2 separate regions of the Homo sapiens genome follow, and region 1 is linked to region 2. A link is a contact called in ENCODE Hi-C data. All regions are on one chromosome and are shown on one strand. The core of a region is the stretch at or near the end of the contact, and the rest is flanking DNA. Distances in the headings are between cores, read along the strand shown. Region 1 holds the start of LINC02545 (long intergenic non-protein coding RNA 2545). Region 2 holds the start of CYP2R1 (cytochrome P450 family 2 subfamily R member 1).

The links. Hi-C counts contacts between places; a loop is a spot of excess contacts on that map. Pooled maps may share reads with other maps.
Region 1: a map of CD4-positive, alpha-beta memory T cell shows a loop between it and region 2 (6-fold over the local background). The contact joins the promoter of LINC02545 here to the promoter of CYP2R1 in region 2. A Hi-C loop is called at or near these places in 2 of 168 maps with a recorded cell type or tissue (CD4-positive, alpha-beta memory T cell and naive thymus-derived CD4-positive, alpha-beta T cell) and 6 of 50 pooled maps.

Annotation. Positions count from the first base shown.
Region 1 is chr11:13,869,221-13,872,800 of GRCh38, forward strand. LINC02545 (long intergenic non-protein coding RNA 2545) reads right to left here and starts at 1,396. Exons shown (of 4, transcript NR_149109.1): 1 at 1,328-1,396; 2 at 119-170.
Region 2 is chr11:14,890,562-14,894,002 of GRCh38, forward strand. CYP2R1 (cytochrome P450 family 2 subfamily R member 1) reads right to left here and starts at 1,670. Exons shown (of 5, transcript NM_024514.5): 1 at 1,420-1,670. The coding sequence starts at 1,644. It also overlaps a transcript of PDE3B not described here. RefSeq lists a silencer at 1,178-1,417.

The DNA of each region.
Region 1 (3,580 bases), core at 146-2,645, 1.0 Mb before region 2:
TATATCAAAGCCAAGTTTATAATCAAAGAATCATACAACTACCATTGACATCATGACCCACGTTAGTATCTGTTTTTCAGGAAGTGTTGAGATCAAAGAAGTAGATATGTTTGGTCACCTCCCAGCTCAGAAAAATCTCCAAATTCACGGAAGCCCTGCAGTAAAAAAGCCTGTTTAAGTTAATTTAATGCCTACATGACCAGATTTATTTTGACAGAATACACCCTCTTCCACACCCACCCAGCATTTGTTGTTTTTTTTCTAGTTAAGGGACACTAGCCTTCTTTGGAACACAATTTGGAAAATGTGAACGTCCCCTGTCTGGTACATGGCTCTATCTCTTCTACATTCTTGGTTTTCTAAGAAAAGCTGCCCAGGATCTCTTACCCTACTGTACTCCCCTAAATTTTCTATTTTAGGAAATACAGTGTTATAACAAAAACAGTCAGAATATGGACTGTGATGATCTTTGCCAAATACAGAGTCATCTCATTAAACCTCAGAGGTAGTGCCTCAGTAGGGCCTGAGAATGTGGCACTATAAAATTTTCACTTAACATTAAAACACCCAAAAAATATCTGGGGTAAGAGCAGATGTCTTTTTGTTTTGTGCAATAGCTTATATGGAAACCTACTTATAGGTGGGCCATTGTTTGCAATATTTTATTTAAATAAATTTGTTGTTTGGGACACTACCTTTTAATATACTCTCTTTCATAAACTAAGTTTGGTCTTCTGGAAATGCTGTATAATATTGAGAATAATTTACATCCAGGAAAAATGTCTTGTTTGAAGAACCTCGAGTGACTTCTCATTTCAAAATATATCAAGTTGTTTATTCTTAAAGGCTCAAAGGAATCTGACCATGTGTATTAGTCCATTTTCATACTGCTATGAAGAAATACCCAGGACTAGGCAATTTATAAAGAAAAAGGGGTTTAATGGACTCACAGTTCCATATGGCTGGAGAGGCCTCACAATCATGGCAGAAGGTGAATGAGGAACAAAGTGACATCTTACATGGTGGCAGGCAAGAGAGCATGTACAGAGGAACTGCCCTTTATAAAACCATCAGATCTTGTGAGACTTATTCACTATCATGGTAACAGCAGGGAAAAACTTGCCCCCATGATTCAATTACCTCCCACAAGGTCCCTCCTGCAACATTTGGTGATTATGGGAGCTACCGTTCAAGATGAAATTTGGGTGGGGACACAGCCAAACCATATCACCCTGGCTCTATTCAGAGCCTACAGAGGAGGTCCAAACTTTAAATATTCATTTATGCAGTCTGTTATTTAGTTGGTAAATACTTATGGGACACCTACTTTGTGCCAGACTCTGTTCCAGATGTTGGAGATAACATGGCAAACAAAGAAAGAAAAAGGCCCATGACCTCTTGGATCTTACACTCTGCTGGAAAGAAACAGGGCTTACATAAGTGAGAGCATGTCAGAGCATAATAAATGCTATGAAGGAAAGAAAGTGGGGTAAAGGGAAAGAGGGTGACTTACGGAGGCACGAGAAGAAGGGCCTCTCTGGAGAGGTGACATTTGAATGAATTGAAGGAGCCAGCCATGGGAGAGAAAAAGATCACAGACAGAAGGAGAAGCTAATGACAAAGCCCTGAGGTGGGAGCAAGCTCGGGATTTTCCAGGTTTAGAAAGAATGCTGTGTACTTCTATGTGGCATGGGGGACGAGAGCCTGGGGACAGAGTTAGACAGGAGGTCAGGGACCAGACCATGTGAGGTCTTGAAGGCCAGAGTAAGGAGCTGCAGTTTATTCCAGGGACAATGGGAAGCCATTGGAGAGTTGTATCAGGGGAGTGATATTATCTGATTTATAGATCACCAGTCTACACCAGCACTGAAATGACTTTTGGCAGCATTTTATTTTGAGACTTGACACTACCTATTCCCACCCATATCCCCGTCAACCTTGGCTGAACCTCCAAGCTCAAGTGCCTGCATCACCATCCTCTTCTGGGCCCTTGTCTCCTCATATTCCATTCTTTTTTTTCAAAATGTTTCCACCCTGCCTCCTAGAACCCCACATTCTAGAGTAACTGCCCCCCTTTCTTCTCGACATCTTCACTATCTACTGTTTTCATCTTCTTGTGTTAACTAGAAGCTTGTCCTCCCTTTTGGGTGCCTCCTGGCTTTGTTCCTCCTTTGAGTTACCTATTTGTTCTCCTAAGGGCATGAGGTGGAAGGTGGACACTCTCCCTCCTCCACCCAGCTGCTTCCGTGCACTTCTGCCTCCCTCTTGCCCTCTGTGATGATGCTCCATTTTTGTTTACAGCACATCCCTTGGATAGTTCCTTCCAAGTCATCTCTGCTGGTTCATTTTCCTTTGCCTGCCCCTTATATTTTGGGATGGTAGAACGCTTTCCTGGACTCCCTTTCCTTCTTACTTTACACACCTTTCCTTGGTTATCAATTCCTCCCCCAGTCCCATGAATTCAATCTTCATCTATAACCCGAAGGTGTTGGAATCCATATTTCCAGTTCAGACTTCTTTCTCAAGTTGCAGACTCTTTTTGTTTGTGTGTTTTTGGAGATGGAGTCTCACTGTGTTTCCCAGGCTGGAATGCAGTGGCCTGTTCTTGGCTCACTGCAAACTTCACCTCCGGGTTCAAGTAATTCTTGTGCCTCAGCCTCCCCCAAGAAGCTGAGATTACAGGCATGTGCCACCATGCCGAGCTAATTTTTGTATTTTTAGTAGAGGTAGGGTTTTGCCATATTGGCCAAGCTGGTCTTGAACTTCTGGCCTCAAGAAATCTGCCTGCCTCACCCTCCCAAAGTGCTCGGATTACAGGCATGAGCCACTGTGCCCATCCAATGTTACATACATTTATAGGTAGTATATCACAAGCTCCTTGGAAGAGGGACAATATTCTGCTCTTACTTGTAGCACTCATAGCATGCATTGGGCTTCATATATAGTATGCACTTAGTAAATATTTGTTGGGAAAAATGGATGGAGAAAACATATGTCACCTGCTACCTAACCTTGTTGTCATCCACTGATCTCTGTTTCTCCTCATCATTCACTGAGGGCTTAAGCTCTCCACACCACTCCTGACATTAGCAATAATTCTGTTAATATCAACATCTGTGGAGAAGATGCAGCCAACAACTGACCTCAGGTTTTCAGCTCCTCCCTCCCATGATGAATTTCTCTACCGTGCTTCAGTTTCCAACTCCCATGAGATGCCTCTGTCTAGATTGTGTCATCACAAATAGGTACACCTCCTTCTAAAATCTCAGTTCCATGCCCCACCCCCATCACCTCCTGCCAACCTCCTAAAGCCCAGGCTGTAACCATCCTTCATCCTCACTTGGACCTTCAATCTATAGGTCCTTTTTTACCCCTCATGTCCTCCTCTTCCTCCCTATCCACCTTACAGTTCATCATTATCATTGATCCCTTTCAGTTTCAGTGATAGCCCAGGCAAGTGCCAGGTCCTGAAAATCGGGCAGGGAAGAAAAGGCAACCTGGCTATGCACTCCCAGAATTTATAGTCTAGTGGGGGGATAGATATTAAAAACGTGAGGAAACATATAGATGTATGATTAAA
Region 2 (3,441 bases), core at 420-2,919:
TTTGAGACGGAGTCTGGCTCTGTTGCCCAGGCTGGAGTGCAGTGGCGCGATCTCGGCTCACTGAAAGCTCCGCCTCCCGGGTTCACGCCATTCTCCTGCCTCAGCCTCCCGAATAGCTGGGACTACAGGTGCCCGCCACCACGCCCGGCTAATTTTTTGTATTCTTTTAGTAGAGATGGGGTTTCACCGTGTTAGCCACGACGGTCTCGATCTCCTGATTTCGTGATCCGCCCGCCTCGGCCTCCTAAAGTGCTGGGATTATAGGCGTGAGCCACCGCGCCCGGGCACCTAGACCAATCCTTGTAAAAATTGGTTTAAGTAAGGATTTAAGGTCAAACCTGAAATACCACAGTTGCCAAACATCCCTGTACTTTTCCTTCAAAACACTGACCACAGCCTGTGGCCGATAATGAGATTAGTTTTCTCTCTCCCACTCATCTGCCAACTCCTTAAAAGGCTGTATCTGCCTTCTTCACCGCTAGCGTCAGGCCTGTAGTTGCATATAAATAAGTGTAATTCAAAACAAAACAGGTGAGCTCTGTCCCAGGACCCGTGGAAACTCCTGCCCCCTCCGGACGTCGGGACACCCACACACAAGCGGTGGTCGCCTTTTCCGCTGCCAGTCACAGGGCATTTCCGTGCTGCTTTCCCCTCCGCAGAATGAGGAGGAGCGAAGTACCGACCTCACCGGCTGGTTATGAGTTTTAAATGAGTCACCAAGTTGGCAGTGACAGTGGCACACAGAAGGCGCCTTTTAAGTATCTGCTAAGGTGCCGTTCCCAGCCAGTCAGAACGGCATTACCATCTGCGCTGTAGGACCCCCGCAGCGGATTTTAGTCATCAATTCATTCACGCGTTCACAATCGTTTCCCAGGGCCCGCTTCTCAGTCAGGGGCGTTCCCCTGCATTCTCCATTCTCACAGCAAACGCCTACACCAGTCGTTCGTCGACTGCAGACACCGAAGAACCTGCTATTAACCATCTAGAACTCAGAACGCCTTGATTTTCCGACAAGCCGCGTGCAGCTTCCACAGAGCTGCGAGGCCGACTCGCAAGACGCCCGCACCTGAGGGCATGCGTCCACCCTGGACCTGAAGTGGCGGCGCGGCTGGCGAGCCAAACGGCGCAGGCGCAGGAGCAAGAGCTCGAGCGGTAGCGGGAAAATCAGGACTGGATCGCCTCGGAGCCTCGGCCCGGAGTGGGTCACCGGCAGGGGCGGGGCTCCCCCTGCAAGGGGGCACGGCGTCGAGGACTTCTCCCTTCCAGACCCGGGAAGCGGGTGTCCCTCAAAGGGCAGCCGGCACACGGAGAGGTCCCGACTAGTCGGCCCAGGGGCGGCCATAAGTCCAACCAGGAAGGCCCTGGCCAGCCCGGGCCAGCCTGGCGGCCCTCCCTGCCCGGGGCCCGTCGGGGCTGTACCTCTCCGTACACCTGGCTCTGCTTTCTCATGTAGACATGGGGAAGCTCGGATGAGGCTGCCAGGGAATAGATGTTGCCGATAAATGGCAGCCCCGGCGGCCCCGGGGGGAAGCCCATCGGCCGCCTCTGCTTCAGCAGCTGGCGGACCCCTAGCGCGAAGAGCAGCAGGAAGAGCGCGCCGCCGAGCGCCGCCGCGCCCTCTTCAGCTCTCCAAAGCTTCCACATCGGCCCGAGCTGGAGGTGCGAACTCCACAGCAGCCCTGAGACCCAGGCACTCCCTCCAGCCCTGCCATACTCCCATTGGCAGGATACCCTCAGGTCCCGCCCTAGCTCCGTGGCCATTGGCTGACTGAGTGAGCGCTCAGGCCCCTTCGGGACAACTACCTTCTAGTTTTGCGCGGCTGAGAGTGGACTTTGCGGAGCGGGTGGCCGGTGCTACCCTTTGGAGGTGGCGCGGCTCTAGGCGGAGCAATGAGCCAGGAGTCCGTTTTCTAGAATGTTGACACAAGGGCATTGACGAGGTGTCAGGACGGCCTCACTCACTGGGCTAGGCGGATCCTGCCTCTCTGGGGCCAGACCTTTCTTAAAGTGTCTTTTTAAGTACCAGGTCTGCTTATTTCATTTCACACTAGGAAAACTGGAGAGATGATCAACACTGCAGTCTTTAGCTGAACCTGATACTTTTCAGAATTTCCAGTAGAAAATTGACCCATCAGTAGTAAAAGAAAGTAATTTTACTGTTTTGTCCTGTTTTACTATTTTTCTCCTGTTAATGTATTTTTGTGTGTGATCTTTTAATAATTGTGATGATTGAGCAGTTTATGTGATTAACTCAGTTTACCTATATTTGACCCCTCTCTGGTCTTTCCAAACTGATTACTTATTGGCAATCACGGGACTCTTGTCTGCACTTGTTCACGGAGAGTATTTACTATTCAAGATTTCTGCCTCCACTGCCTGGAATTAAGCAACTGATTTCATATTATTCTTGCTAATTGTTTTTATTCCTGTTTTCTATTGGGCAGTTCCTTGCAATACAGGACTTACTGGGTTTGGGACTCTTCTAACAGCTGCCCTCTAATTGTGATTTAGCAGTGGCATGAGTTTTATGGTCCTCATTAGCTTACGACTCATTCACACAACAAATATTTATTGAATGTCTACTATGTTCCCATGTCCTAAGCAATGGAGATACATAGGTGAATAAGAGCAACAAAGTCCTTTCTATAACTTACATTCTTATGAGAGGGAAGAGCAATGACATGGAAATACAATAATTTTCAATAATCAGAAGCAAACAAAAAGTGCGTTATAGAAAACGCCTGGTGGTTGGGGAGATACTTTAGCAGGCAAGGGCTGTCAAGGAAAGTCTTATTAGGAAGATGACATTGGAGCTGAGATCAACTGCTAAAGAAGTGTATTTGTTTCCTACTACTGTTGTAATAAATTACCACCAATCTGATGGCTTAAAACCACACAAATTTATTTTCTTACAATTCTTGAGGTGAGAAGTCCAAAATGAGTCTTCCAGGGCTGACAGAGAGGTGTTAGTGGGGCTTCATTCTTTCTAGAGACTGTAGGAGAGATTCTATTTCCTTGTCTTTTTCAGCTTCTAGAGGCTGCCCACATTCCTTGGCTTTCGTCCCCATTCCTTCCTCTTCAAGGCCATTAATGTCAGTTTGAATCCTTCCAACATCGCTGTCTCTCTGATTATCTCTCTTCTACTTCCTTCTTCCACTTATAAGGATCGTTGTGATTATATTGGGCCCACCTGGATAATCCCAACTCAAAGATCAGCTGATTAGCCCTTTAATTCCATCTGCAACCTTAATTCTTCTTGCCATGAAACCTAACATATTCACAGTTCTAGGGATTAGTATGTGGACCTATTGGGGGAGGGGAGCATTATTCTGCCTACTATAGAAGAGAAATTTGAGGCAGATATGGGGGAAAATATTCCAAACAGAGGAAATATCAAGGGCAAAGGCTTCATATACTAAGCAAACCTTGTCCTCTGAGAGT